Linked DNA regions of Homo sapiens: regions 1 and 3 are each linked to region 2. Evidence: read pairs that join two places in POLR2A ChIA-PET (ENCODE). Cell type or tissue: Panc1. All regions are shown on one strand.

The links. Peaks named below come from ENCODE experiments on the same cell type or tissue, not always from the same donor. Only the 100,000 strongest peaks of a DNase experiment are listed, where the experiment ranks them.
Region 1: POLR2A ChIA-PET joins it to region 2 with 6 read pairs; 5 of 35 experiments call an interaction of 5 or more read pairs at or near these places.
Region 3: POLR2A ChIA-PET joins it to region 2 with 5 read pairs; 8 of 35 experiments call an interaction of 5 or more read pairs at or near these places.

The regions. Positions count from the first base shown.
Region 1 is chr12:50,684,596-50,692,595 of GRCh38, reverse strand. It overlaps DIP2B (disco interacting protein 2 homolog B), which reads right to left. Exons shown (of 38, transcript NM_173602.3): 11 at 6,640-6,763; 12 at 5,914-6,023; 13 at 1,445-1,547. Among named protein-coding and RNA genes, the nearest start is that of ATF1, 76 kb to the left of the region's middle. In Panc1, no CTCF peak of the experiment used is centred here; no DNase peak of the experiment used is centred here.
Region 2 is chr12:50,533,760-50,541,759 of GRCh38, reverse strand. The region is part of intron 1 of DIP2B (disco interacting protein 2 homolog B); the gene reads right to left. Among named protein-coding and RNA genes, the nearest start is that of DIP2B, 33 kb to the right of the region's middle. In Panc1, no CTCF peak of the experiment used is centred here; a DNase peak (open chromatin) is centred at 4,079; H3K4me3 peaks cover 964 bases; H3K27ac peaks cover 1,082 bases.
Region 3 is chr12:50,593,694-50,601,693 of GRCh38, reverse strand. The region is part of intron 1 of DIP2B (disco interacting protein 2 homolog B); the gene reads right to left. Among named protein-coding and RNA genes, the nearest start is that of DIP2B, 93 kb to the right of the region's middle. In Panc1, a CTCF peak has its summit at 4,125; DNase peaks (open chromatin) are centred at 3,343 and 3,943; H3K4me3 peaks cover 1,062 bases; H3K27ac peaks cover 3,230 bases.

The DNA of each region.
Region 1 (8,000 bases), 150 kb before region 2:
AATGTGCTGGGATTACAGACATAAGCCACAGCGCCCAGCCTGATTTGATGTTTTTAGAGAAATGACTAAAAGTTCTCACGGGTTTTTGAGGGTCTCCTCAAAACGGGTAGAGGACTGCTCATAGGGTAATGTGGTTACAACAGAGCCAAGGAGTTAGAAACTTCTTGTGACTTAGGCATTTCTTCCAAGAGGTATTTTTTTCCTAAATATGCGGAGAATACATGCTTATTTTAGAAACTTGGGAAGTTTGACAAATATAAATTTCCTAAAAGATACTTCCTAAAAAAAAAAAGTTGGTGTGTATATGTATATATCTCTAAACATTCTATCTATACACACACATATACTTCTAGGCATATTTACATCTAGATAGATATCTAATGTGACAAACTGGTATACAAAGCTTGGTATCTAACTTGTTCCTGCTTAATGATACATTGAAACAATTTCTTCATATCTTTAATATTCAAAAATAAAAATTTTAATGTCCCAGCCATTATATGAATGTATTATATATATATATATTTTTTTGAGACAGAGTCTTGCTCTGTCACCCAGGCTAGAGTGCAGTGGCATGATCTCGGCTCACTGCAACCTCTGCCTCCAGGGTGCAAGTGATTCTCCCGCCTCAGCCTCCCAAGTAGCTGGGAGTACAAGCACAAGCCACCACACCTGGTCATTTTTTGTTATTTTTAGTAGAGATGGGGTTTCACCGTGTTGGCCAGGCTGGTCTCGAACCCTTGACCTCAGGTGATCCATCTGCCTCGGCCTCCCAAAGTGTTGGGATTACAGGCGTGAGCCACAGCGCCTGGTCTGAATGTATTATAACTTAATCAATCCTTATTTAAGGGCATTTTGATTGCTTCCATTATGTGTGCGTATATATATATAATTTCATGATAGAACATTGTTGTCTGGTTAAAAATTTTATCATGACCATTTATTAACTTGTTTCATTTTATAAAGGGAAAACACTAAAAAAATTAATATTGCAAAGAACATTCTGAGGCAAATAGTGGTTTATGCAATTATGTATCAACCTATCTAAAGTTCAAAAATATCGAATACATTTTTGTGTTTTAATTTATGCTTTTTGGTAGCTGAATTTCTTTGACTCCAAATGTATAGCTGGTAGCCCACTATACAGGCAGGGGAAGATGGAGATACCTGCCATTCCACAGCTAACAAAAACAGGATTTTAATTAGGGTTTTCTACTGCTGTACTCTAGAAATTATGCTTTACATTTTGGTTTGCCCAGAATTTTGGTTCCTTTAAACTACAGCATATTTTTGAGAAGAAGAAAACAAAAGCAAGCCAAGAATGTGTCTTGGGACATTTCACTCTGAATTCGGTCATTAAATGAGGTCCAATCACTGAGCATTGTGCTCACAGTCACACATCTCTGAAGGTAACAATGAGGGCAGTCATGGGATGAGGTCTGACCTTCAGAATAATTGCAGGCCTGCGACAGAGCTTGGCAGTGAGACAACATTGCAAGCCGGGATACTGTAACTCCCATTACACTCCCTTCTTTGCTTGTTTTATACTAGAAAACAAAAACAGAAACATAAGAAACACAATAAAATGGGTTATTTCAGATGACAAAACTAGAATCCAAAAACAAAACCCAGAAAAACCATCATAATGGGCTGAATTTAACATGTTTAATATGAATATTTAAGGCAATGTACTAGGGTCTCAAACTCAAATCACACAAAGATAGGATTGGAGGATGACAAAGCTCAACAAAAATATATGTGAAAAAGACTTCAAAGTTTAATAGTCATCAGTGTGAAGTGGCTGCTCAAAAGCTAAAATAAACAAGTGATTGGAGCTATATGAATAGAAACACAATATCAAATAAATACAAGTCAAGCACAGCACTGCAGAGTGAAAGGTATGTAAGACGCGGTCTCTGTGCGTTAGAAGCACCCAATTTTGTAAGGAAGAACTAGAAACGAATGGCCTATTTGCTCCTCCAAATCATTCAACTATAATTTTGCTTTTACCCTTAATGTTCCATTCAAGTTGCTTTTTACCAGGACTATCAACTTTCCTTTCTTTCTTTCTTTTAAGAGATGGAGTCTCACCATGTTGCCCAGGCTGGATTGGAACTCCTGGGCTCAAGCAATCCTCCCAGCTCAGCCTCCTGAGTAGCTGGAACTACAGGCATATGCCACTGTGCCCAGTTCAACTTTAAAAAAATTTTGGCTGGGTGCGGTGGCTCACGCCTGTAATCCCAGAACTTTGGGAGGCCAAGGTGGGCGGATCACAAGGTCAGGAGATCGAGACCACCCTGGCTAATGTGGTGAAACGACGTCTCTACTAAAAATACAAAAAATTAGCCGGGCGTAGTGGCGGGCGCCTGTAGTCCCAGTTACTCAGGAGGCTGAGGCAGGAGAATGGCGTGAACCTGGGAGGCAGAGCTTGCAGTGAGCCGAGATCACACCACTGCACTCCAGCCTGGGCAACAGAGCGAGACTCCGTCTCAAAAAAAAAAAAAAAAATTAAGTGTTCCCAAGGTCAATAATGAGAAGGGGAGAAAGAGTAGAATAGGAGTTTGATCTGTACCTGACTGTGAACAGTCAACTGAGATAATTAACTACCTTAGGACCAGCCCCAATTTTTTGATTGTTATATCAAAAGGACATTTTGCATACCTTATCGAACCTTTCTGCAAAATTTGACTACTCTCTTTCTTGATGTTTTCTCCTTCCTTTGCTTTTTTGATACTCCTCTCTTCTAGTCTCTGTCTCTGTGTGTCTGTCTCTCTCCCACTGCTCCTCCATATTCTCCACCCTTATCTCTTTTCACTTTATTCCATTAGGTTACTGCATTCCTAGTAACTCCTTGTTCTCTATCTTCAACCCAGCCTCTCCTCCAGAGAGATCCAGACTGACAGAGTCAACTAATCCCCTGGAATGTCCAGTAATCCTGTGAAACTCATATATCCATCACTGACTTCTTTACCCCCGTCCCTGCCCCTGGAAACTCTTCCTGTTGTATTTTCTATCTTAGTGAAGGATGCTGCCATCAATCCCAGTTGCTCAAGCAAGAAACCTGAGTCTGTCTTGCCTTCTCCCTCTCCAGCATCAGTAACTAAGCCCTGCCTGCTCTATTTCCTTACTGTCTGAAGCTCCATCTACTTTGCTCTCTGCTCTCTACCATAAGCTTGGGCTCACCTGAATAACTGTAAAGCCGGTCTCCTTTTTTTTTCTTTTTGAGACAGAGTCTCGCTCAGGCTGGAATGCAGTGGCACGATCATGGCTCACTGCAGCTTTGAGCTCCCAGGCTCAGCCTCCCAAGTAGCTGGGACTACAGGCATGTGCCACCACACCCGGTTAATTTTTGTTATTTTTTGTAGAGACAGAATTTCGCCATGTTGCCCAGGCTCGTCTCGAACTCCTGAGCTCAAATGATCCGCCTGCCTAAGCCTCCCAAGGTGTTAGGATAATAGGGGTGAGCCACTGCGCCCAGCCCTTATTTCCTTTCTTAACCCAACCAGTCCAGATATATCTTCTTATAATAAATTCATTCTTGTCACTCTCCTGCTGACAACCCTTTAATAACTCCCTATTACCCAGAGATGCTTTAAACTCACTAGTAGAGTCCTGTGGGTAATAGGAGGATCCCAAGCAAGAACTGCAAGTTAATTCAAAATAACAGGCACCTAGAAAGACAGAGGGTAGAAGTTCTAATAAGGCCAGAGAGCTAAGCAAGAGCCACACAATGGAGGACCCTCCACCTTTCGGAGAGCCAATAAAGACAACTGAAGGAATGGCCAATGAGGCAGAGGAACTGAGAGAGGAGTCCAAGAAGCCAGGACTGGAGTTTTAAGGAGGACCGAGTGATGAACCATGTCATCACTGAGACATGACATAGATTGAGAGCTGATCACTAAATTTGGTATTTTTAATTGCTTATTTGTATTTTTTTCTTTTTTGAGACAGAATTGTGCTCTGTCATCCAGGATAGGGTGCAGTGGCATGAACACAGCTCACTGTTGCCTCAACCTCCTGGGCTCAAGTGATCCTCCCACCTTAGACTCCTTGAGTAGCTGGGACTATAGGTGCATACCACCAGGCCCAGCTAATTTTTTATTTTTTGTAGAGACAGGGTCTCACTATGTTACTCAGGTTAGTCTTGAATTCCTGAGTTCAAGCAATCCAGCTCCCTCAGCCTCCCAAAATACTGGGATTAAAGGCATGAGCCATCTTACCTGGCCTATCTGTCTGTCTTTTAAAGATACTTAGATCTGTTTCACCTTTAAAAACAATCATCCTGGCATCCAATAATACCCCCATCACCTCTCAGAGCTACTGGTCACTCTCTTCCTTTTCTTTGCAGTCCTCCTATTTGGCCTTCCAAAGTGCTGGGATTACAGACAGATGTGAACCATTGCATCCAGCCTCTCTAGTGCAGTGGCGTGATCTCAGCTCACTGCAACCTCTGCATCCTGGGTTCAAGTGATCCTCCCGCCTCAACCTCCCAAGCAGCTGGGACTACAGACGTGCATCATCATGCCCAGCTAATTTTTTTTATTTTTAGTAGAAACGGGGTTTCACTATGTTGGCCAGTCTGGTCTCGAACTCCTGACCTCAGGAGCATCCACCTCAGCCTCCAAAAGTGCCAGGATTACAGGCGTGAACCAATGTGTCCCACCCCAGCCTCTCTTTTCTATTTTTTTTTTTTTTTAATTTTACTTTTAAGTTCTGGGACACGTGCAGAACTTGCATGTAGGTTACATAGGTATATGTGTGCCATGGTGATTTGCTGTACCTATCAACTCGTCATCTAGGTTTTAAGCCCCGCATGCATTAGGTATTTGTCCTAATGATCTCCCTCCCCTTGCCCCCCAGCCCTCAACAGGCCCCGGTGTGATATTCCCCTCCCTGTGTCCATGTGTTCCTATTGTTCAACTCCCATTTATAAGTGAGAACATGCAGTGTTTGGTTTTCTGTTCCTGTGTTAGTTTGCTGAGAATGATGGCTTCCAGCTTCATCTATGTCCTGCAAAGGACATGAACTCATTCTCCCAGCCTCTCTTTTCTATATCCAAAATTTTTTGAAGTTCTCTCTACTTATCACCACAGTGTTCAAGGCTAGATGATTTTCCCCCAGATCTTGAAAAAAATTTTTATTGATTTGCCTGTTCATTAACTTAACAATTGGTGAGCATATGTCTCAGGCAGGATGCAGAGTGGTGAAGGCCACAGCTTTTAGAGTTAGACCTAACTCTGAGTCTAGCTCTGCCATTTTTGAGTCATGTGGCCTTTGCTCAGCTACGGAAATTCTTTTAAGTCTTAGTCTCCTCATCTATAAAGTAAGTTTAGTAATAATCCAAACCTCACAGGGTACTTGTGAGGACTACATGAGAAAATGCACTTAAAGCATTCAGCCTGGTGCCTGCTGTGCACTTGGATTTGCTTAATCCATTAATGGGATCATGTTGCCAATTGCATTTCTATACCAACCTCAATATCAAACCTTCCAGCCATTTGTTTATTCTTGCTCTTTATCTTTCATCTACTAATCTGTTCTTTTAAGCAGAGCTATTTTCCCTCCTCATTTCTCCGTTCTCTTACCCCCAACCTCTCTAAATAAGCAGCAGAGAAATTTCTCTGCCAGTACATCATTTCCTAAACGCTTGTACTTCCCTAAAGTCTTTTGTAACTTTCTTACATGAAGAATCCTTTTTTTTTTGCCGTCATTCTCTTGAATGTATACTTATGATCAAAATAATTAGGATAGAAGATCCACTACAAGGCATTTTACAAGCCAAAAGATGGAAATCTCACAAAGCAGGAGGATCTTCTAACATTAACGTTGCAAAAATTCAGTTTTATATTTTGAAAGGTGGCAAGCAAAGCCCAAGGAAAAGCCTGAAAGCATATTTTACATCTTAGGACTTACCTCAATGTATGCCGGTTCTGTCCCAGCAGGTGAGATGTGTGGCTGCCAGTCTTTCGGTGGCTTTGAAAGGTACTTGGAATCTGTTACAACCCATTTGAGCCGGGGCCAACCTAAATCAAACCCAAAGTGAAAATTGAATTGCCTAAGCCATCAGGGAATGAATTCACACTGAACTGGTCATTTTAAATATCAAGAGACCAAATTAAGATCATTTTATAATCAATAAAATACTTAGTTTTTATTAGTTTTTAGTGGCAAATCACCAGACAATTATACCTTCTTTCAAAAGTACAATCGTTCCACATGCTAATTCCAGGCCTTGACATTACCTCAACAACTGGGAGGTCCGTTTGGCAGTGGAAGTCCACTGAGGTTAGTGGTCTATCCTCTGTCTCTACATGTAGCATTTAGCTTTAATGTACAGAGTGGTAGCTTTTTCCAACCATCGGCATAAAGGTTAAGGGTGTGGGCTGTGGAATCAGACAGATTTGGGTTCAAATTGCTGCTCTGCCATTTATTAGCTGTGACTTTGGGCAAGTTACTTAACCTCTCTGTTTCTCAGTTTCCTCACTTGTAAAATGGGGATAATAATGGTACCTACTTCATAAGACTATGAGAATTAAATAGAACATATATGTAAAGTACCTAGCTATTACTAAATTAAAAAGCTAATTAAAGCACTCAGTTTTAACTTTTAACTGATAATTCAGGTACAATGTTACTAACCTTTAAACTGTACAATTTCTCCATTCTGGGTTTTTGGCAGTCCTTTTAGACAAACTTCACTGGTAAGAGCTAAGGCAATACCACAGCTTCCTAGCAAGAAGCCAATCTGCTGACCTCCAGCATCCTGTGGAGAAATGATAATGAACATAGGTAGGGGAGCGAATGTGAGCACACTCATGCCCATATCTGACACTTAGTAATGCTCTGGCATTTTGTTTGATAACATTCATGGAGCCCCACCAATATCTGGCAATTGTCAAAATCCAATCACAATGTGTTCTTCCAAATAATTTCCACAATACAAACATTTCCTGAGCACAAATCAAGTATTTTATTAACCAGACATTACAAATGATAAATCCTACCAGACAAATGTAACCATTTTATTCAAGAGTCAGCAATGATCCTATTTTAGATTAGTTTCCAGCAAATTAAATAAATGCTAACATGGTTATCTTCCCCTAGCCTCACTCCAAAATTCGAGAGAAAAGCAAGTCAGGTATGAACAAAATAAATAATGTAAATGGATACTAAATGTCCAAGCTGACAATGAAAGTCAATGGATGGATATACCAAATCTGTATAATCCTTTTATTTTTCTGTTTTTAAAGGGGGTAGATTTAAGCCTTACACAAAAACAGCAGCAAAAACAACAAAAGATATAGTCTAAAACATTTCCATTAAAATATCATCTTACAAGCATCATTATGAAACCACACAAATTCTGCCAACTTAATAATTTAAGAACAATCATATGATTTCCTGATCAAATGAAGGATACTACATCCCAACAACTAGAGATTAGGGGATGTTATCAATTTGTTTTTTATTCCTTTCAGAAATGCTTTTTCTTTTCTTTTTTTATGAGATGGAGCCTCTCTCTGTCACCCAACCTGGAGTGCAGTGGCATGATCTCGGCTCACTACAACTTCCACCTCCTGGGTTCAGGCTATTCTTCTGTTTCAATCTCCCAAGTAGCTGGGACTACAGGAGCGCACCACCATGCCTGGCTAATTTTTGTATTTTTAGTAGAGACAGGGTTTCGTCATGTTGGCCAGGCTGGTTTTGAACTCCTGACCTCAAGTGATCCACCCGCCTCAGCCTCCCAAAGTGCTAGGATTACAGGCATAAGCCACTGCGGCCCGGCTGATTTCTTCTTTTATTTTTTTGAGACAAGATCTCACTTTGTCAGGCTGGTATACAGTGGCGCAATCTTGACTCACTGCAAACTCCACCTCCCGGGTTCAAGCGATTCTCCTGCCTCAGCCTCCTGAGTAGCTGGGATCACAGGCTTGTGCCATCACACCTGGCTAATTTCTGTATTTTTAGTAGAGATGGGGTTCCACCATGTTGGCCAGGCT
Region 2 (8,000 bases):
AAAGTGCTGGGATTACAGGCATGAGCCACTGCATCCAGCCTCTTTATGATATTTTCTAGTTTGTCTTAATAGTGTGTGTGTTACTTTCTTTCATATACTATGGGTTAGCAGAAGAAATTAGATTCCAGACAGTTCCAAATCTAGAAAGGTGTCAGACATCTGGCAATCATATATATCCCCAAGTTCACAGAATTTTGGAGGAAATCTAGTCTAAAATTCAAGGGAATATGAAGAGCTACAGTAAGCCACAATACAGGATTAAACATTTTCTATCTCTGTTTCTCTTAGTCTATCTTTCTCTGTTCTCCCAACAGAAGTTGATGGTGACTATGGATTTAAAAAAAAAAAAAAAAAAAGAATGTTCTTTGTCCTTGGATTCCAAAAGTTTTTGATAGGTCTCCTTTATCCTATGTAATGCTGACAAAGGAAATTTGAGTGACTGATATTAGATAAAAAATAAATAAATAAAAGAAGCTTAAAAAGTTACAAACTTCACAGAAACACTACAATTCAAGACTGGAAGAACTTACAAATAGGCTTATTTGATACATATGGCCTTGTCAATGATTCTACAAAATCATTAAGCTTCCAAAAATTGTAATTAACACATGCAAGTTACACTGATTCTTTCTACATTTATTAATGCAAATCTCTCATGTGACCCTTAGCTTTTTCTATATTCTCCAAAGGAAAAGAGTGTTAATGTAAGTTGATTTTTTTAAATTCTAGAATATAAAACTAAGTGCATTGAAGAAACTATGGAAAACACAAAGACGTCTATAAAAGAATTTTTTAATCATAATGTCCTATCCAGAGATTCTGCGCTACCTCATTTGAGACTGCTATATAGGCATCTTAAAATCTATGACTAAAGATGTAAATATATTTTTAATATGAATAACTATATAAAAATGTTCATAGCTGGCTGGGCGCGGTGGCTCACGCCTGTAATCCCAGCACTTTGGGAGGCCGAGGCGGGCGGATCACGAGGTCAGGAGATCGAGACCACGGTGAAACCCCGTCTCTACTAAAAAATACAAAAAATTAGCCGGGCGCCGTGGCGGGCACCTGTAGTCCCAGCTACTCGGTAGGCTGAGGCAGGAGAATGGCGTGAATCCGGGAGGCGGAGCTTGCAGTGAGCCGAGATCGCACCACTGCACTCCAGCCTGGGTGACAGAGCGAGACTCCATCTCAACAAAAAAAAAAAAAAAAGAATTTTTTTAATCATAATGTCCTATCCAGAGATTCTGTTCTACCTCATTTGAGACTGCTATATAGGCATCTGAAAATCTATGACTGAAGATGTAAATATATTTTTAATATTAATAACTATATAAAAATGTTCATAGCTGGCTGGGCACGGTGGCTCACGCCTGTAATCCCAGCACTTTGGGAGGCCAAGGCACGTGGATCACGAGGTCAGGAGTTCAAGATCAGCCTGGCCAAGATGGTGAAACCCCGTCTCTACTAAATATACAAAAAAAATCAGCCTGGTGTGGTGGTGGGCACCTGTAATCCCAGCTACTCGGGAGGCTGAGGCAGAGAATTGCTTAAACCTGGGAGGTGCAGGATGCAATGAGCCGAGATCACGCCACTGCACTCCAGCCTGGGTGATAGAGTGAAACTCCACCTCAAAAAAAAAAAAAAAATGTTCATAGCTATGATATTTGCAATAGCAAAAAAAAAAAAAAAAAAAAAAAAAAAAACACAGAAACAACTAAACTACCTGCCAGCTGGTGAATGGATTAATAAATTGAGATGGATTCATGTAATGGGATGCCATAGAAGCTGGGGGAATAAAGAACTACAGTAACTTGCATCAGCAAGAATGAATCTCATAATGCAGAAAAGACAAATCAGAAGAATTCATACAGCATGATTCCACTCATAGAAAATTCATAGAAAAGCTTGTAAAACTAAATAATATATTATTTAGGATTATACAAACTACAAAGCAAAACTAGAGAATTAACAAAATTCAGGATGACAGTTACATCTAAGGGTGAGAGAAAAGTAATAGAAGAGGCCCACGGGGCCTTCAGAGGTGTTTTAAGCTTTTAGTTCTCAAACTAGATCATGGATCTACCAGTGTTCAATCTATTATTCTTCTTTAATCTGTGGATACTTTTTTTTTTTTTTTTGAGACAGAGTATTTCACTCTTGTTGCCCAGGCTGGAGCGCAATGGCATGATCTTGGCTCACTGCAACCTCCGCCTCTCAGGCTCAAGCGATTCTCCTGCCTGTCTCCTGAGTAGCTGGGATTACAGGCGCCTGCCACTACGCTCAGCTAATTTTTGTATTTTTAGTAGAGACGGGGTTTCACCATGTTGGCCAGGCTGGTTTCAAACTCCTGACCTCAGGTGATCCACCCGCCTAGGTTTCTCAAAAGTGCTGGTATTACACCACACCCGGCCTGTGCATACACTTTATATATATTCTTTTGTATGTAATATTCCATAAGAGATAGTGCCACTGCACTCCAGCCTAGGCGACAGAGCAAGACTCTGTCAAAAAAAAAAAAAAGAAAAAAGAAAAGAGCGAGCTACCTAGAGCCAAACGGGATGAAAGAGAAAAGACACATGCCTAGACACATCCTAATGAAATTTCAGAACTCCAAAGACAAAAAGCAAACCCTAAAAGCTTCCGAAGTATTCAAGTGGGCTACATTCAAATGACAATCAAATGAGACAAAGACGTTTTTGAAAGGCAAGAACTTAAAGCTCAACACGCATGCATCCCATATTAAAAACAGTAACTATTCCAAGTTTTTAAAAAATACAAGAAAAATGACAATTTAAAGTATAAGAAACAACAGCAGTTGAGTAAGACCTAAAAGGAGCATAGAAAGCTGGAAAGAAATTGAAAGAGGATTCACTAGATCTTGATGATTGGGCCATTCTCTTTGAAGCAGTTTGGTAATAAAATACTATGTTTGCTTTTCCCAGTATTCAACAGCACCTCTAGATTCCAAAGTAAATAATATTTACTTAATAATATTGCAAAAACTGTATGTGTGGAATATGTTTAGGCTTAATTTGTACATACAGAGTGAAGACTAATTTTTGTTATACAAAAGAGAATATAAACATTATTTACTTTGATAACAGAAAAATAGTAATATTATTACAAAAAAAAACTCAGGAAGAAAAGAGTACAAGAAATGGGTAAATTTCTCATGGTTCACAGAAGGGGATCAAGAGACACTGTTGACTGCAACATATTACTGAAAGTTACACTATTAACTACAGGAACTACAAAACTGACTTTAGAAAGTAGCTACATTTTGGGAAGTGGGACTGGGCACGGAGGTGGGGTGGGGCTATTTTCCATTTCATACTTCTGTGTCCACTCCAAATTCATGCTGACTATCGGCAATGCTTTCAGTGTTTCATTAATTCCTCTCACACTCCCCGATGGCTGATGCACTTGTTCTCTTCACATTTCTCAAACCCTTAAGCTTTCACCTTTCTGAACCTTTTCCCTTTATCCCCACACCAACCTCCCTCTGAGGTGGAATTTTTCACTCATCCTCTTCTTCTTATTAGAGAAGGAGAGAACAGCAGCCCTGCCCTCCTGTTCTCAAGCAGCTCACCTCTTCCACACATCCAGAGATCTAACCTATGCCCAGCTCTCCCACACCAACACAAGCTTTTCTTTCCTCTGTCTCTTTCCCTTAGCCCTATGAAGACTCCTCGGTATCTATTAAGAAGTAATAGTAAAGTAAAATAAATAAGTACTCTTTTGAATCCATCCTTGTTCTTTATTCCTTTTTCCCAACTTCAAAATAAGAAGCCTGCGCTCACCATTTCTATGTCCTCATTCCCGTTTTCAATCTAGCCTCTGATTCTGCCACAGGACTGTAACTGACAAATCCAGTCCTTTGTATTCTCTCACTGAATTATCCTAAGCTCTCCATAGGTTTAACATTACTATTTGTCTCCACAGAAGCACCACACCACCCACCCCAGTCCACCTCCTACTTCTGTGACTGATCACCCCTGTCATTTTGGATGACTCTTCTTTCTCCTCTAGCTTCCTAAACAGAGGCATTCCTCATTAGCTTCATTTTTTACTTTCCTTTTCAAAGATCTGATTCACCTGATGAATCACATGAAGATGATGCCCAAATCCTTCAACAGCTCCAGGATATAATTCACCACTTCTAACTGCCTATTGAACAGCCACTCGAATGTCCTCCCAATGCCATTTGTTGACTGGGATGGTCTTCCCACATTGTCATAGACTCCAACATGTCCAAAATTAAACTCTTCACCCCAAACCGGCAACTCAGATGTTTGTATATATAACACACTATCACTCGCCTGGTCACTCAAACTCAAAATCTGGGCCATTTTTTACTCAATCCCTACCTATTCCCTCACATCCTACCGATTTCCTTCCCTCAATGTTTCACAACAGGTAAGGTAAAAATGAATAAGACATGGTTTCTAGCCTCTGGGAAGAATAGAGAAGTGTAAACAAACAATTATAAAGCAATCTGGCAGGTGCAGTGGCTCTAGCCTATAATCCCAGCACTTTGGGAGGCCAAGGCAGGTGGATCGCTTGAGCTCAGGAATTCAAGACCAGCCTGGGAAACAAAGTGAGACCCTGTCTCTACAAAAAAAAAAAAAAAAAAAAAAAAAAATTAGAGAATAATAAACAAGCAATCTGGTAAGTGTGACCAAAAAAATTAAAAAAAAAAAAGCACAGGATAATGAGTTTGGGGGTAGGGGAGAAAGGAGATTAGGAGAAGGATTCAACAGGCTACAAGGTGTCAGAGTCAGAACTAAAGTCCTGTCCCCTAATCCTCACTAGGCCAAAACAACAGCACACACTCTGAATAATTAAGCATATGCCTTGCATTAAGACAGTTCAACATTAAAAAAAAAAAATACAATTATTGTGGCTCACACCTGTAATCCCAGCACTTTGGGAGGCCGAGGCAGGCAGATCACTTGAGGTCAGGAGTTCGAGACCAGCCTGGTCAACTTGGAGAAACACCGTCTCTACCAAAAAATACAAAAATTAGCTGGGCATGGTGGCATGCAACTGTAGTCCCAGCTACTCGAGAGGCTGAGGTGGGAGAATCGCTTGAACCCAGAAGAGGGAGGTTGCAGTGAGCCAAGACCACGCCACTGCACTCCAGCCAGGGTGACAAAGTGAGACCCTGTCTCAAAAAAAAAAACAAAACACAATTATTATTTGTCAATAAAATTTTAAAAAGAATATTCAACATGTAACTTTTGACTGAGTATAAATTAGGGAATGATGGTTCTCACTATACATGAATTGATTTTTTCTTCTTTCTTAAAGACATAGGGTCTCATTCTGTTGCCCAGGCTGTGGCATGATCATAGCTCACTGCTATGATCACTGCAGCCTTCCCTCCTGGGCTCAAGCAATCCTCCTGAGTAGCTTGGACTACAGGCTCACGCCACCATGCAGCCTGGCGTATGTATGTATGTATGTATGTATGTATGTATGTATGCACGTATTTAGTAGAAATAAGGTCTCACTTTGTTGCCTGGGATGGTCTCAAATTCCTGGGCTCTATACCCAAAGGACTATAAATCATGCTGCTATAAAGACACATGCACACGTATGTTTATCGCGGCACTATTCACAATAGCAAAGACTTGGAACCAACCCAAATGTCCAACAATGATAGACTGGATTAAGAAAATGTGGCACATATACACCATGGAATACTATGCAGCCATAAAAAATGATGAGTTCATGTCCTTTGTAGGGACATGGATGAAATTGGAAATCATCATTCTCAGTAAACTATCGCAAGAACAAAAAACCAAACACCCCATATTCTCACTCATAGGTGGGAAATGAACAATGAGAACACATGGACACAGGAAGGGGAACATCACACTCTGGGGACTGTTGTGGGGTGGGGGGAGGGGGGAGGCATAGCTTTAGGAGATATACCTAATGCTAAGTGACGAGTTAATGGGTGCAGCACACTAGCGTGGCACATGTATAGATATGTAACTAACCTGCACATTGTGCACATGTACCCTAAAACTTAAAGTATAATAATAATAAAATAAAATTTAAAAAAAAAAATTCCTGGGCTCGGCCAGACGTGGTGGTTCACATCTGTAATCCGAGCACTTTGGGAGACCGAGGCAGGAGGATCACTTGAGGTCAGGAGTTTGAGACCAGCCTGGCCAATATGGTGAAACGCCATCTCTACTAAAACAAAATACAAAAATTAGCCGGGCATGGTGGTGGGCGCCTGTGATGCCAGCTACTTGGCAGGCTGAGGGAGGAGAATTGCTTGAACCTGGCAGGCAGAGGTTACGGTAAGCCTCGATTGTGCCACTGCACTCCAGCCTGGGTGACAGCGAGACTCTGTTTCAAAAAAAAAAAAAAAAAATTTCCTGATTCCTGGGCTCAAGCAATCGTCCTGCCTTGGCCTCCCAAAGTGCTAGGATTACAGCTATAAGCTACCAGGCCTGGCCTGGATTTTCTTTAAAAAATAACTGCCCAGTTAATTTATTTTTTCTTCTTTTTGAGATAGGCTCACACTCTGTCTCACAGGCTGGAGTGCCGTGGCATAATCACTGCTCACTGCAGCCTTGACCTCCTGGGCTCAGGTGAGTCTCCCACCTTAGCATCCCGGGTAGCTGGGACTACAGGCATGCACCATCACACCCGGCTAATTTTTTAATATTGTTTTGTAGAGACAGGGCTTCACCATCTTGCCCAAGCTGGTCTCAAACTCCCGAGCTCAAATGACCCACCCACCTCAGCCTCCCAAAGTCCTGAGATTATAGAAGTGAGCTATCACGCCAGGCCCTGTTCCAGTGAATTTAAAATAGGATCTCCTTTTCATATACTTTGATAAACAGATCTAATCATAGGTCATCTCAGGAACTAAGAGCTAGGAAGAACTAGATTCTCTCATCTAGCCACTTCATCTCCCAAAGGATAGGAGAGGTTAAATGACTTGCCCAAGGTCACAAAGCTTATAAACAGAAGTGAAACCCAAACCCACAATCTTTTCCATGTTACCTCACTGTCTCTGACATTCTCCTAATCTCAGAATGCTGTCCAGTTGATTTCTCTAAAAACCAACTGAGGCCGGGCATGGTGGCTCACGCCTGTAATCCCAGCACTTTGGGAGGCCGAGGTGGGTGGATCAGCTGAGGTCAGGAGTTCAAGACCAGCCTGACCAACATGGCGAAACCCCATCTGTACAAAAATTAGCCGGGCGTGGTGGCTCATGCCTGTAATCCCAGCTACTCAGGAGGCTGAGGCAGAAGAATCACTTGAACCTGGGAGGTGGAGGTTGCAGTGAACCGAGATTGCGCTACTACACTCCAGTCTGGGCGACACAGTGAGACTCCGTCTCAAAAAAAAAAAAAAAAAAAAATGAAATGAGAATGTGTAAAAAGAGTCCAGTCATTGGGTTTCAAAAGTCTTGAAAGTGTTTTTTTAGACACACATACATAATATAAATTCCCAGAAAATAAGGATTTGGCTAAAACTTGGTTCTCCATGAAAATGAGAAATGAGTCCTCAGCCTGTTGATGCCAACTTGACCAGATGAATCTCTTGTCCCTGAGTTCCCCAAAATGCTGATAAAGTCATATTTTATTCCCCAGAATACATGCCTAATTGGAGTTCTAACTAGTTGACTAATGACTAAAAAATTTAGAATCATGGGGAATGAGTTAGAGTAAGGAGATGGCTTAGAAAAAAATGAATTCTAAGTATTGATGAATTCTAATTATGATAATACCAAGTTCCAACTATCATACCTCAAATCTCTGATTTCACCTTCTGTCACAGGGGGGAAAAAAGTTTCTCCCATCTCCAAAAAGTAACAGGTACTTTTTATAATATAAAGTTAGGCCCGGCTCAGTGGCTCACTCCTATAATCCCAGCACTTTGGGTGGCTGAAAGGCAGGCAGATCACTTGAGCCCAGGAGTTCAAGACCAGCCTAGGCAAAGTAGTGAGAATCTCTGTCTAAAAAAATTTA
Region 3 (8,000 bases), 60 kb before region 2:
ATAAAAACCAAATACAAAAAAAAAATGTAAAATATTTTACATAAAATATAAAAAGCTGCCGGGCGCGGTGGCTCACGCCTGTAATCCCAGTACTTTGGGAGGCCGAGGTGGGCGGATCACGAGGTCAGGAGATCGAGACCATCCTGGCTAACACAGTGAAACCCCATCTCTACTAAAAATACAAAAGAAAAAAATTAGCTGGGCGTCTCTAGTCTCAGCTACTCAGGAGGCTGAGGCAGGAGAATGGCGTGAACCTGGGAGGCGGAGCTTGCAGTGAGTCGAGATCGCGCCACTGCACTCCAGTCTGGGTGACAGAGCAAGACTCTGTCTAAAAAAAAAACAAACAAACAAACAAAAAAATATATAGATATATATAGCAAACACCCTTTAAATGAAAAGACTTTCCCTGGTCATCATGTTCCACGCACTTTGTACTATACACATAAACACACATTACTACTAATCCCTCATTTGGCCAATGCTGAGGGCCTGCTACGAAAGTCAGGCACTGGTCTAGGCACTTGGGATGTGCCAAAGCAGACAAGGGTCCCCTTGTGGAGCTTAGATTGAAGGAACAAGACAAATTATACCATAACAGATAAACAGATTATATGGAATGATAGAAGGTAGAAAGCACTAAGGAAAAGTTAGAAAAAGAGAGCAGGGATGAGGGCTTCCAATGGGTGAGGCAGGCAATCCAGCAGACCCAGTTGAGAATGTGAGATGTGAACTACACCTGGTGGTGGTGGTGGTAGTGGTGGTGGTGGTGGTGGTGGTGGTGGTGGTGGTGGTGGTGGTGATGGTGGTCATGGTGGTGATGGTGGTAAGACCAGGAGGAGTCAGCCCTACAGATATCTTGGGAAGAGGTTTCCAGGGGGAGCCCTCCAGGAAGAGGAAATAGCTATGCAAATCAATGAATTGAGAAACATAAACATGTTCTAGGCTTTATCACTAAAGCAAATATCAGACTTCTCCCACTCACTCATTCATCTTTAAAAGGTAATTTTTGGAAGGGGAAAAAAATAAGTACCAACACCCAGATTTTACAGAAACCATTCTAAAAACAAGCCACTGATTTAAAAACTTATCTACCTCTTTCAGTAGATAAGTGAATGTTTTCCTGAGCTGTCCAACAGGGGGAAAGATGATCTTGCAGGCAGTAATCCCAGGCCAGGTGCACCCTACCCAGCCTCCAGTGAACAGATTTTCACTCCCAACACCTGAAGTACCTCTAGTTTATGAATAACAGGTAGATTTGTCTTTCTCATTTGCAAAGTATTATTGATACCCACATTTATGCACGCTACAACAAGGACATTTCTGTGGAGAACAGGAATCAATTTATTCTAGTATCAACACAGTTAAATAATTTAAAAAGTGAATTCACAGAAAATATTTTGTCCTCATCCAACACTAGCTGGTAGGGGCCAGGGATGGTTTTGGATATCACTTGAGATGTCAAAAGATGTCTAAATCAACTGTCCTGATTTTATCTATAAAGACTGAGGGGGCAGAGATATAATTCAAACATACATGATTCTTGAATTTACTTGTCTCCTACTCTGAATGAGTAAAAGTTAATTACTTACCATCATGAAAATAGTTCTTTCTGATTCTATAAAGTTGCACCATCTCTGACATTTGAGGTAGCTTACTAATTAAAAACAAAGGTTCTCAATATTTCAATTTTTTTTCCCTGCTCAGTTGAGCTGCAGGAAATGGAAGCAGTTGAATGTGAATATAAATACGGATGTCCTTAGAGAACTGTTGTCATAAATTACATGATCAGGAAAAGAGCAAAACAATACAAAAGATCATAATCTCAAAAATCTCCTATTGCCATCGCAGAAAACAGGTAATTTTTATAGAAATGGTGTTGATAATAGCTGTTACACTAATAAATAACAGTGACTCCAAGTTCCCTGGACAAAGGCTATGATTACACCCTGTCAAGCTTTCTATGTTATATTATACGAATAGCTGGTTAAAATGAAGAAATAATGAAATCAGACCATCCCTTCAGGGGAAACAATTGCAGTGTTCAAGAGTTGTTTTTTTGTTTTGTTTTTTGTTTTTTTGAGACTGAGTCTTGCGCTGTTGCCCAGGCTGGAGTGCAATGGCGCAATCTCGGCTCACTCAACTTCCGCCTCCCAGGTTCAAATGATTCTCCTGCCTCAGCCTTTCAAGTAGCTGGGATAACAGGCATGCACTACCACACCCACCTAATTTTTTGTATTTTCAGTAGAGACAGGGTTTCACCATGTTGGTCAAGCTGGTCTCATACTCCTGACCTCAGGAGATCCACCCACCTTGGCCTCCCAAAGTGCTGGGATTACAGGCGTGAGCCACCGTGCTCAGCCTGTTCAAGAGTTTTTAAATTTTAATTTTTTTTTTTTTTTTTTGAGACAGGGTCTCACTCTGTGGCCCAGGTTGAAGTGAAGTGGTGCCATCTCGGTTCACTGCAACCTTCACCTCCAGAGCTTAGGCAATCCTCCCACCTCAGCCTCCTGAGTAGCTGGGACTACAGGTGCAGGCCACCATGCCCTGCTAATTTCTGTATTTTTTTGGTAGAGATGGAGTTTTGCCATGTCGCCCAGGCTGGTCTTGAACTCCTGGACTCAAGCAATCTGCCCACCTCAGACTCCCAGAGTGCTGGGATTACAGGCCTGAGCCACTGTGCCCAGCCAAGAGTTTTTTTTTTTTTTAATGTTTATATGTGTTGACCCAATACTTCTTCTAGGAATCTACCCAAAAGAAAGACAAAAATGTGTCCACTCAATGGGAAAGGATAGGAGAGGGGGGAGAGGGGAGGGGGAGAGGGGAGGGGGAGAGGGGAGGGGGAGAGGGGAGGGGGAGAGGGGAGGGGGAGAGGGGAGGGGGAGAGGGGAGGGGAGAGGGGAGGGGGAGGGGGAGGGGGAGGGGAGAGGGGAGGGGAGGGGAGGGGGAGGGGGGAGGGGGGAGGGGAGGGAAGGGGATCTGAAGACATCTTGGAAGATGCTGGTAAAGGATTATCATCAAAGCTGCAACTGAAAGAAAGAATAAAAAAGGGAAAGGAGATGTTTTATATTCTCATTAGAGAAAGGAGAGCAGGCTGCTTTGTAAAAGCATCCATTTATAGATGACCAGAGAGATGACGCAGTGGCAGTCACGAGGAATTTGGTGTTGCAAAAGGATACATTTTAGAGCAATGTGAGAAGTAGTGGAAAAGCCAGGTAAAATAATATGTTCCAGAAGTCTCTAAGAGGAAGAGGATGGAATCAGGGGGTTGAGGGAGGGAAAAGGAGGGTAGTGTGAGGGAGGAACAGAAGGCAGGCCAACAAAAGGACTTGTGTTAAGATTCTCCCTAAGGGTGTAAGTCTAGAATTAAAACTACTTAACTTTTTTTAAATATATATATTCAAGAAGGCCACATCTTGTGATGAAGGTTGAATCCAATGTTTCCAAGACAGTATCATCCTTATTACCTTAATTATGTGGCTAACCCAGTTTTTATAAATGATCAGGATTCCTGGTCTCTCCTTCCTCTAAAGGAAAGAGAAAAAGTCCTTTGCTCAGTAATGCAAAAGTGGGGTAGGTGCAAATGACTTGACGGCATTAAAGAAACTAAATCAAACTCATATTTAGAAATTACTTGAGTTATTTCTGAAACTTACATCAGTCAGTCATATGGCTGCTCTGGACCCAACCTGAAGGAATTAAGTGTGACCCCGTTCAGTTCAGCAAGCGTGCTCACTTTATCTCACTAAGTTTGCATAAAGAAAAGGAAATCTGAAAGACTGAAAACAGCTCAGCCAATGAGTAAAACTATCAAAAGAACTTGACTGTTCAGTTTTCATCCTTCTCCTTAATTGTGAGAATTCACTTTAATGCATACTTTATGTGCACAAAGACTGAAAATGTAATTACAAAAAAAGCAGCTCTAAAATACTATTAAAGCACTCTGTTGTTTCGGCTAAACAGGAGTCGGCAGTCATCACACACTTGCCAGTCTGTATCACTTGTGACTCAGTCAAGGACTGAACAGGAAATGTGCATGAGCCACCCTCACTGACTCCCATGTGCTGTGTTCTCCTCCTCTCAAACTCCCCCAGATCCATCAGACAACACGCATCCCATCCTCTGATTCAAAGAAGTGATGCTCGTTTGTATTAACGCTCCTCCATGCATAGAAGGGCTCAGCACCACCTAATGGTGCTATATTAAGGTAACACTCTTATTTTTAACCTTTTCCCTGTTTAGAATAATCAAAAAAGTGAGATAGCTGCTGTCTGCGTACTCCAGTTATTTGCCCAATGGATAAACTAAGAAAATTATTTAGATGAAGTACTATGATACTGACAAAGATCCAAAGATTTCAATATAAGATGCCAGATTTTCAAATGCCTTTTCTTAAAATATTTTTTAAATGATTTAAGTAGTTATGTTGTCAAATAATTAATAGTTTCCCCATTCCAACATGTGCTATTGAGCCCTTAAAAAGAATGAAGTAAATCTACATATGTTGACATGGAAAGTTCTCTAAGATAATTATGTGAAAAACAAGGTGCAGAAGAGTTTGTGTAGTGGAGTGCCTTGGTATAAATGGTGTCTCTGGGTATATATTCTTGTTTTGCCTAAAAGGCCATAGAATTCACAAAAGACTGGGGAAATTGGTAAGTTTCCCTACCTACATAACAAAAAAACTAAATTATTTCTTTTAAAATTTAAATTTCTAAAAGAAGTTAGTGGAAATATTTACTCATATAAATATCTGACTACATTTAAAGTAAATACTAATGATTCTTTCATAAAAAGTAATAACCACCAAGTTTTAAGGAAATATAACTAACCAAGACAAGTGACAGCTATTTTTAAAAACACGTAAATAAGATTTATCTAAATATCTTGGGTTATCCAACTCCTTAGTTACCGAATTCTCAGTCTATTTTTTTCATCTGTTTATTTATTTATTTAGAGACTGGGTTATGAGACTGGCTAAGTTTTGAATTTTTGGTAGAGGTGGGGTTTCGCCATGTTGCCCAGGCTGGTCTCAAACTCCTGGGCTCAAGTAATCCACTGTCTCAGCCTCCCAAAGTGCTGGGATTACAAGTGTCAGTGACGGCACCTGGCCATGAATTCTGTCTATTTTAATTCCACTTGAAAACTGTCTCTTTTAGGATCATCCAAACCAGGTCAACCTTCTGAGAGGTTCCCAGTCCTGGAGACAGGTCAAAAGTGAAGCTCAGACTGGTCTGGCACTTATACAGCCATTAGGAAGAGATGAGCAGAAAAGCTCTAAGATTCCACAGCCCAGACTGGCTATGGATATTAACGACCTGCCTCCAACCATCCATACCTGTTCTTTTGTTAATCTGTTTTTACCACCATGCAAGAGAGACAACCAAACTCATACAGTCAAAACTGAGTCATAAGACCCTCTCCCAATTTTTTATTTTTTGTTTCTACTTATAATTCTTACTTTTATACTTCTAAAACAATTCTATCCCTGTTAAAGACTCCTTTCGATATACTAAGTTTACTTACAAGTAAATTTGGAAACATGGAACTTCAACTACAAAGCACTCATAAATGACCTTGAATTCTTCTTACATGAACCAAAGTCTTACAGCCATGGACTTCTCAGACTAGAATACTACATGAAGATGGGAGCACCTATTGGCAAAGTATGATCAAATTATTCTGCTTTACTGAACATTATAAATTCCTTACATACAGCAGAAAGATATGTTCCAGGAACTACTGGAGATCACAAAGGTACAAAGAAATCCTACTCCTTGAGGGTGATAAGGCAAGACTGAGAGTGGAGGAGGAGACGGTGGGAGCACTTCAATATATTCCCAGGAGGTCACGTGCCAGAGGCTATTTATTTACTTTCTCATACATTTTTACTTGAGTCCATGGGAGATTTTACTTCTATGAATAAATGGCTTATTTTATAATGTAAATCAATACACAGACTTGTTGCTGAATACGTTCAACTGTCACAAAGTAAGAAAACTGTTCTAGAGGAACATGTATGTAGTATTCTCCTCAATGGCCACATTAAATATAATCTTGACGTACTTGATACTTTCTGTTAATAAAAAACTGGCTGGGCTCAGTGGCTCATGCCTGTAATCCTAGCACTTTGGGAAGCCAAGGCAGACAGATTGCTTGAGCCTAGGAGTTCAAGACTGGCCTGGGCAACATGGTGAAACACCACCTCTACAAAAACTACAAAAAAGCCCAGGTGTGGTGGTGCATGCCTGTAGTCCCAGCTACCCAGGGAGGCTGAAGTGGGAGGCAAGTTGAGGCTGCAGTTGAGCTAAGCTGTGATCGGGAGCCATTGCTCTCTAGCCCTGGTGACAGAGTGAGACCCTGTCTCAAAACAAATAAATAAATAAATAAATTTTTAAAAAATGAAAAACCTTACCAGTTTACTCTCCTAGCTAAACAGATTCACCACCACACAAAGGGTCAGAGAATGTACGACTGTGTGCACGACTAGCTTGCAAACACGCATCACCAGAGTCAGCATGGTTTTGCTCTCATTATTAGAGCCAATGGCTGTGAATGTGTTTATTCCTTTTAAAATGCAAGCTTGAGCTTAATTTATATGGCCAATTTAACTTAACAGTAGTATGAAAATCATTTTTAAAACATATCATGTTATTCAAAGTAGATATTTCTTTCAATAAAAAGAAAATGTCAAAGCACATAGTACTACATTACAGTTAAATGCAAAAAGGTGAATCTTGGAATCTGCAGGACAAGCCCATTAAGAGTTGTCATTCAAACCTGACAGTTATTTCACATTGTTAAAATAAGCCAGATAACGCTACCTAAAAACTAGTAATGTGAAATAAAAACAGCAAAACATATAAACTGATATAATACCAAGACAGACTAGCAACGCACATTTTATTATATATAAAACCATAAATATCTTTTAATATGTAATATTAGAGGTGGGTTAAACTTTTTAAATATATTTTGATATTTTCGATGACTTTTTCCTATTTGACAATTAATGTTGAACTCTCAATTAATAATCTGATCATGTAAGCTGCTTCACACTTATATAAATGCAGTATACTGTTATGTAAGTCCTAAACTATATCATATGAGGTAATACACGTACCAAGCTTAACACTAATACGTATTGACTTTACAAAATTAAAGAAAATTCTGCTGAATTCTAAACTGAACCGAAACATCAGCCAAATACAAAAGAGTTTCTTTTCTTGTAAAGGCCTCATCAATAAAATTAAACCTAAAATAATTCTCATAAAATCCCTTGAGGTAAACACTATTCTTATAGGTATGGGAATTCATATCAAAGAGAAAATAGCTAAAGATGTCATGGTTCATATTCAAACTCAGGACATCTGTTTCTGTGCTCTTAATTATTGAGGCAGTGGAGAAGGGTTGGTTGGGCTTTGATACCTCACATTTAAAAAGAAACAAAGGAGGCTGGGTACAGTGGCTCATGTTTGTAATGCCAGCACTTTGGGAGGCTGAGGCGGGTGGATTACCTGAGCTCAGGAATTCGAGACCAGCCCAGCCAACAGGGTGAAATCCCACCTCTACTAAAAATACAAAAAAAATTAGCAGAGCATGGTGGCAAACACCTGTAATCCCAGCTACTCAGGAGGCTGAGGCAGGAGCATCACTTGAACCTGGGAGGCGGAGGTTGCAGTGAACCCAGATGGCGCCATTGCATTCCAGCCTGGGCGACAAGAGTGAAACTCCATCAAAGAAAGAAAAGAAAAGATAAGAAAAGAGAAGAGAGGAAAAGGAGAGGGGAGGGGAGGAGAGGGGAGGGGAGGAGAGGGGAGGAGAGGGGAGGGGAGGAGAGGGGAGGGGAGGGGAGGGGAGGGGACGGGAGGGGAGGGGAGAGGGGAGGGGAGGGGAGGGGAAGGGAGAGGGGGGGGGAGGGGAGGGGAGGGGAGGGGAGGGGAGGGGAGGGGAGAGGAGAGGAGAGGAGAGGAGAGGAGAGGAGAGGAGGGGAGAGGAGAGGA